2 separate regions of the Homo sapiens genome follow, and region 2 is linked to region 1. Evidence: chromatin contacts called from ENCODE Hi-C or POLR2A ChIA-PET data. All regions are on one chromosome and are shown on one strand. Each heading gives the region's core, a stretch centred on a gene start or an enhancer-like site at or near the end of the contact. The rest is flanking DNA. Distances are from core to core; before and after follow the strand shown.

Region 1 (3,225 bases), core at 322-2,821:
ATGAAAAGAAGCTTCTTAATTTGCTTGATGTTGCCTGATGTTTCACTAAGTTAGTGATTCTCATTCTTGGCAGCACATTGGAATCACCAGAGAAGATTTAAGAAATACTGATGCCTAGGTTCTGCCTCTCCCAACCCCAGGCATTCTGATGTAATCTAACTGGGGTGTGAACTGGGCATTGGGATTCTTAAAAGCCCCATGCCCAAATGCAGCCAAGAATGGCTTCTCTATTAGGAGGCAGATGTCTGGATTCCTTACAGAACAGGGTACCTCTGTGCAACAGAACTCTAAACGTTTCTCAGATCACAAGCACTAAGCCAAATTGTGGTCATAGGCAACTTATGCTCAGCTCCAGAGGAAAGTTTACCAGCTCCTTTCCCAAACTTTCGAGAGGGAGGAGGAGTTAACATAAAATGTGTTAACATAACGTGTCTTTAAAGTAAGAACCTGAAGTTTGGCTGCTGGGATTGGAATTCTGACTGCATCACCTGCTATCCATGTGACTTCAGCCTAATTGCTTAACCTCTCTGAATCCCCAAATGGACATGATATGGTTTCTTGCCCACAGAATTACTTGAGAAACAGATAATTCCTCTAAAGCACAATATCTAACAGAGGCTGAAAACTTAGTTTTACTACTTATTATAAAGAACTCATATTCTTGATGTCTGGTATTATTTTTTTCCACTATTTCATGATGAGACAAATTTCTCTTACATGATATTTAGGTCTATTCTGCATGGCATGTGCTGCCCTGTGTTTCTGAAGATCAAGGGGAGAGGAGGGAAAAATGCAGGGAGAGAGATTGGTAAAGGGAGGGGTGTGTGTGTGTGTGTGTGTGTGTGTGTGTATGAAAATGGAGAAAATAGAGCAAGAGAGAATGGTCAGATTACCAAAGGCATTTACTAAAAGATGGCAACTGGAGAAAATTTTGTGACCTCTGAACTTGATACCAGACGGAAATGGAAGCTTCAAGAAGAGACCAGGAAGCGAAGATCTGAAGCATCCTTAGAAGGGAGAGGGCTGCCATCCAGGGATGGAAAGAACCTTGGCAAAAGAGGTGGAGAGAAGAAGAAAGAATGAGCCTTGGAATCAACCAGGAGGAAAGAAAATTCAGAGAAACACCGTGAAGGCCAACACTTCAAAGATTTATGTTTTTATGCTGCTACATGAAAAGTTAAACTTGGAAGAAAAGAATGTTCTGAATCATTTCTGCAAAGGAAAAAGCCATCTTGGAACTGTACATAGGAGCTAAAGCAAATGGAGGCTGTGTGATGATGAATCCAAATTCACCACATCTTCTTCCAGACTTGAGGGCTGCCTGGGCCCCTGTGCCTACCACTCCCCGCAACCCATGCTAATGTCATACCCTTTGCAGTGGGGAGGAAAGACTGCCTTGACCCAGTTGCAGAGAGCTCAGAGGAGGGAGGCACCTGCCCAAGGGAATGAGCTCAGATCCTCTGATAATGGTGCAGCTGGAGGCCTGGCGGAGGTCCATGAGGGTCACCATCAAGGGCTTTTGTCGTGCTGAAGGGTGTGTTGTCCAAGCACCTCGGGTGGGTGCTGAGAATATTCATAACTCATTCCCGATTGTGTTCATTCCATTTGCTGACTAATTATTTTGAGACTTAGTCAGAGGGAAGGGTTTTGGCTGTTCCCTTCTGTGCACAAAACATGAGCCTCCACTCTCACTAGCTGGGAGAGTCAGCCCTTTTCTCCATCATCAGGCAGGTTTACAAATCTCTGCTGTAAGACTGGCCACCCCTCTGTCCAACCTTCCACTCCCTCAAAGTTCCTTGGTGCCCTTGCTAGAATAGGCCTGAGTGCACAGTGTGCAGAGATCTCTAGGGATTCTTCCATCCTCTTCTCTCCCTTCTCAGCATGGCACCCCATACAGGGGTAAGAAAGGGAGTTCGGGCTCCTTCAGTTTCCATCCTATCCAACAACTTGGTGGCTCCCAATTAGATTAGCTCAGAGAAAAGAAAACCTCCAAGGAGTTCCCACAAGCCAAGGGCTGGGCCCCGTCCCTGGTGCCACTGGGTCACCTAGCCTGCACTTTTTTTGAGTGTGTGTGTGTGTGTGTTTAATATGACAGTTCAGGCTTGAAAACCAGTACGTTTGGAAATATAAACTAGATGAAAACAAGCTATAATGAAAGTGAAAAAAAAAGATATCAGTTTACTGTTGATTGAAAATCAGGACCAGATGAGATTGGGAGGCTCCGGGCATTTAATTTGCTAGAGGAGGTCACTTCTTGGAGAAAACCAGGCCCAGGCTACATTGGCTTCCCATCAGCAATATTGTGTTTGTTTATTTGTGCCCTTCCCTGGTTTGTGGAGGGAAATAATGAGCCAGCTGGTTTTCAGTTCTTTCTGCCTTTCTATATCATGGAGTGTTTCATTTCATTTCATTCTGTTTGGAAAGGTGGGTGGATAGGAAAGAACATCAGCATGACTAGTAACCCAAGAGTCCAGTTTGTTTCCTAAAAAGCATGGGATGCTCGAGAGGGAAAGAGAGGTGTCAGGAAGCAGGAAGGATGCTCAAGCATCAGTCAAGCGAATTAACAAATCCATTACCTCAGGTTGCCTTTTTCTTTTTGTGGTAACAACATAAAATCTACTATAAAATCTACCCCTTTAGCAAGTTTTCAGTGTATAATACAATATTATTAACTATAGTCCTCAAGGACAAAGAAATTTTGGTATGTATATGCAATGGAATATTATTAGACCTTAAGAAAGAATATCCTGCCATTTGCAACAATATGGATGAAGCTGGTGGACATTATTTATATGTTCTTTTTAGCATCAGCACAAAAACACTATCACATAACACAATTAATATTAATTCTTTAGCATCATCGAATATGCAGTTGGTGTTCAGTTTTCCTTGATTGTCTCAAAAATGTCTTTTACAGTTGGCTTTCCAATCAGAATCCAAATAAAGTCCATATATCTTTAATTTTCTATAAAGACATTTAATATTTTTATTACTTAATTTGTTTATTGTTTTGTTAATTAGTTTGTTAATCATCTGTATGCACCCTTTAAAGCCCCATGAAAATGGAAGTTACCTGAGTGCTACCCAGTCTCTGTCAATTTCGTACATCAGAGTCTCCCAGCACCTGGTGTAGCACTCAGGTGCTAGATCCTCGGTAAGTATCTACTGAAAGAATAAATAATGAATGAAAGGACAAATATGTTTGTATATCACTTGTGTATATTT
Region 2 (3,225 bases), core at 350-2,849, 63 kb after region 1:
TGCTGCTCCCACATAGGGCATCTTTGTGAAAGCAGTCATTATTTGCAGAGCCAACACCTGCTAACCTTTTCAGAGACTAATAGAAAATGGTTTGGGTGGTCTTGTAGATCTCATTCTTCTCTCCTAACTCTCCTATCTCAAACAGTTTAATTTCACTAGAAGTACATGTTTTCATGTGGTTTTCAATCACTGTGAAGGAAATAAAAGTTATTTTTGAACTTTTTTGAAGCATAAATCAGGGCCATTTATATCCATTATTCTCAGTGTTAGAAACACACAAAATATTTTAGTTGGCAATATGTCTTTTTTTCTTAATAGAATTATGCTGAGGCTAGGACCTCTTTTGAAACCTGTTTATTTTCTATATTATTTCTTTTGCCAGTCAGACTTTCTTAAGAGCAAAGGTTGTTACACTTGGGTTTTCTGTGTTGAGAATTCAATAGGGCTGAATAAATTTGCGGTCTCCTGATTTGCCAGTTCATATCTAGAACTTGACCTTTTTTTTAATATCCCATGTTACTGAAGCAGATTTACTAATATAATCTGGAATTTTTACTTTCAGGCCTGAAAGAAACCTTAGCTCTAACATTGTAGAACCTTGTGATTTTACAGATGTGGAAACTGAAGTATAAACATGTTCACTGAAAGTCAGACAGGGACTCATGGGAAAAAATACAGAAGCAGACATGGGACCCCAAATCTCTATCTTGTTCTATTCCCATTATGGCCAATGCTACAAACAGTATTTGACAATCTAGTAGCAAATAAAGTAATGTGCCATTTCCACTTTCTGGTTCATTTATTGAAGTTTTTCTGCCTACTCCTATCAATGCATAAATCATGGAAGGGAGTCCTTAAGACTCCAAAACCCAAGAACACAAGTTTATCATTTTTTGAATTTGTGGATTATTTATTTGACAGTGGCTGGCCTTGAGAAAAATCCTTAGCTGAAAAAGCATTTTTACATTCCTGAGAAAATAACTTTTCCTTTGGTCTAGCATTATTTATCTTTCCTTTTTTATAATAAATTTTATTATGTTTATTTTGAAACGTACTTTTACAAGGAGAGAGAATATTCTTTTAAACCCTCACAATCCACTTCGGATTCAACAATTACTGAGGGCTTGCAACACTTGTTTAATCTATTCCTTTTCCTCTCTGTTTTTTTCTGAATTATTTAAAAGCAAATTCCAAGTGTCATTTTATTTCACCCCTACATTCCACATTACACATCTCTAAAGAGTTATGGATATTTTGCTGCATAAACCTAATGCTATTATCACACCTAAAAATTATAATTACAAGGTCATCCAACATCCACTCAGTCTTACGACGTCCCCTCATTGCTTCAACAAACATTTTTAGAGTTGCCTTTTCTCCATTGTTAATATGCATGGCTATAGGTTCAGGGTTGTGTCAAACATTGCAAACTTAAAAAGGAAAGAAAGAAAGAAGATGAAGAAGTACACTTATTTAGCGAGGAGGGTTTTCCCAAATTCTCACAGCTCTAATCTGGATACCATTCAGTGTGACAGGCTTCTCACTGGGTTCCCACAGCTGGTTAGTGTTTTGAATTCCAGCCCCATGAACTCATCTCAGGCTACATGGGCTAATGCTCAGCGGCCAACCTAGAGCTCATATCTCTGATGACAGAGGACTGGAGCCAGCACGGGCACTGTCTGCCTCTTTCTAAATGCACTGTCATCTGTGTTATTCTTCCATCTTTGCTAAGAGTGAGTGACTCTAATGCCTCTTGGATGCATTTAAGCCATTACGGAAGCAAAATTAACGCCATTCAAGCATATTTTGTTGAAAGACCAATAAAATAACCTGCCGCATTGTGGCTGAGCCCCAGAATCCTCAGTCACACCTCTTCAAATTCACATTTCTGTCTCAAAGTTGAGCTTTAAGAAACACATATGAAGATAAAAGGGAGATAGAAAGTATAAATACATGTTCCATAATTAGATATGTAGTTAGTATAGGCTCTGAATTTTGATTATGACTTGCCTATCTAGCTCTTAACAGACACAGTTTCTTAGAGCAAAGGCAATCTTGTGCTTGGGATAAAGGAAACATTTGTTCTATAAGCTCCTCTATTGGAAAACATTATAGGCCCTTTGTTAGATGCCTAAGGGATAGTATTTTAGGGGCCCCACTTGACCTTGCCAAACATTTACTAGGCTAGACAGCACTTATTGAAAGATGCCTGAAATTTGAATTTAAAAAATTCCTAATGTAAATATTTTCTCTTCTCTGCATTTGCATTTATTTATAACAATGTGAGTGAGAATAGGTTCTGAGAAGGGGTGGGAGAAGAAAGTATCTATGCTGAACATTTTTTTTTTCTTTGAGACAGGGTCTTAATCTGGTTGTCCAGGCTGGAGTGTAGTGGTGCAATCTTGCCTCGCTGCAGCCTCAACCTCCCAGTCGCAGGTGGTCCTACCACCTCAGCCTCCCGAGTAGCGGGGATTACAGGCATGTGCCACAATGCCCAGCTATTTTTTTGTATTTTTAGTAGAGATGGGGTTTTCTATGTTGCCCAGGCTGGTCTTGAACTCCTGGACTCAAGCAATCCACCCGCCTTGGCCTCCCAGAGTGCTGGGATTACAGGCGTGAGCCACCACGTCTGGCCTACGCTGAACGTTTTGGACATGGGAAGTGCATATATTGGAAGAGTAGGTATAAAACACTTGGTGCCTATACTAATAGAGCTTTACATTCTTTCTGGGGAGTATGGGCCCTAAATGTACAAACAAACTCATGAGAAATATGATCGCTCATCTTGGAAAGCTGCTGCAAGAATAATCCTAGACAGTATCTATTGGCAGATACTTAAAGGGTGTCTGTGGTGGAAGCTACTTTACAAATGGTTTGACATTTGAACAAAAAAAACTGAATGAGTTAAAGAGCAAAGCATGAGCAGGTTGCAGGAAAAGTCCTCAAGGAGGGCACAAACTGGGCCTAGCAGAGGTAGGTGAAGGTGACATTTGTGACTGGAGCTTGTATGTCGCAGTCAGGTCATGAGGGCCTTGTAGCTCGTAGCAGAGAGCTTGATCTCAGGCCTGGATGGCATGTATACAGCAGGTATATGAACATCTCAACATGGTTGGAATTCTCAGACTTTAGTGGGTACCAGAATCACTTGGAGAACTTGTTACAGCTCAGATTGCTGGCCCTACGCCGAAGGTTTCTGACTGAGCAGGCCTGGGGTGGGGCCTCAGA

The links. Hi-C counts contacts between places; a loop is a spot of excess contacts on that map. ChIA-PET counts read pairs that join two places held with the same protein, here RNA polymerase II (POLR2A). Pooled maps may share reads with other maps.
Region 2: a loop to region 1 is called in a map of ascending aorta, with 1.9 times the contacts of the local background. The contact joins two enhancer-like sites. A Hi-C loop is called at or near these places in 7 of 168 maps with a recorded cell type or tissue (PC-3, SK-MEL-5, aorta and 4 more) and 5 of 50 pooled maps. POLR2A ChIA-PET finds 5 or more read pairs at or near these places in 4 of 52 experiments (AG04450, HEK293, MCF 10A and 1 more).

What each region holds. Positions count from the first base shown.
Region 1 is chr20:10,918,365-10,921,589 of GRCh38, forward strand. No RefSeq gene overlaps it. Among named protein-coding and RNA genes, the nearest start is that of LINC02871, 110 kb to the right of the region's middle. Within about 2 kb of position 1,572, at least 4 of the 41 ENCODE cell types and tissues checked have a DNase peak (open chromatin) inside an H3K27ac peak, as active enhancers do; they include ascending aorta, where a contact is called at or near this core.
Region 2 is chr20:10,981,237-10,984,461 of GRCh38, forward strand. No RefSeq gene overlaps it. Among named protein-coding and RNA genes, the nearest start is that of LINC02871, 44 kb to the right of the region's middle. Within about 2 kb of position 1,600, at least 8 of the 41 ENCODE cell types and tissues checked have a DNase peak (open chromatin) inside an H3K27ac peak, as active enhancers do; they include ascending aorta, where a contact is called at or near this core.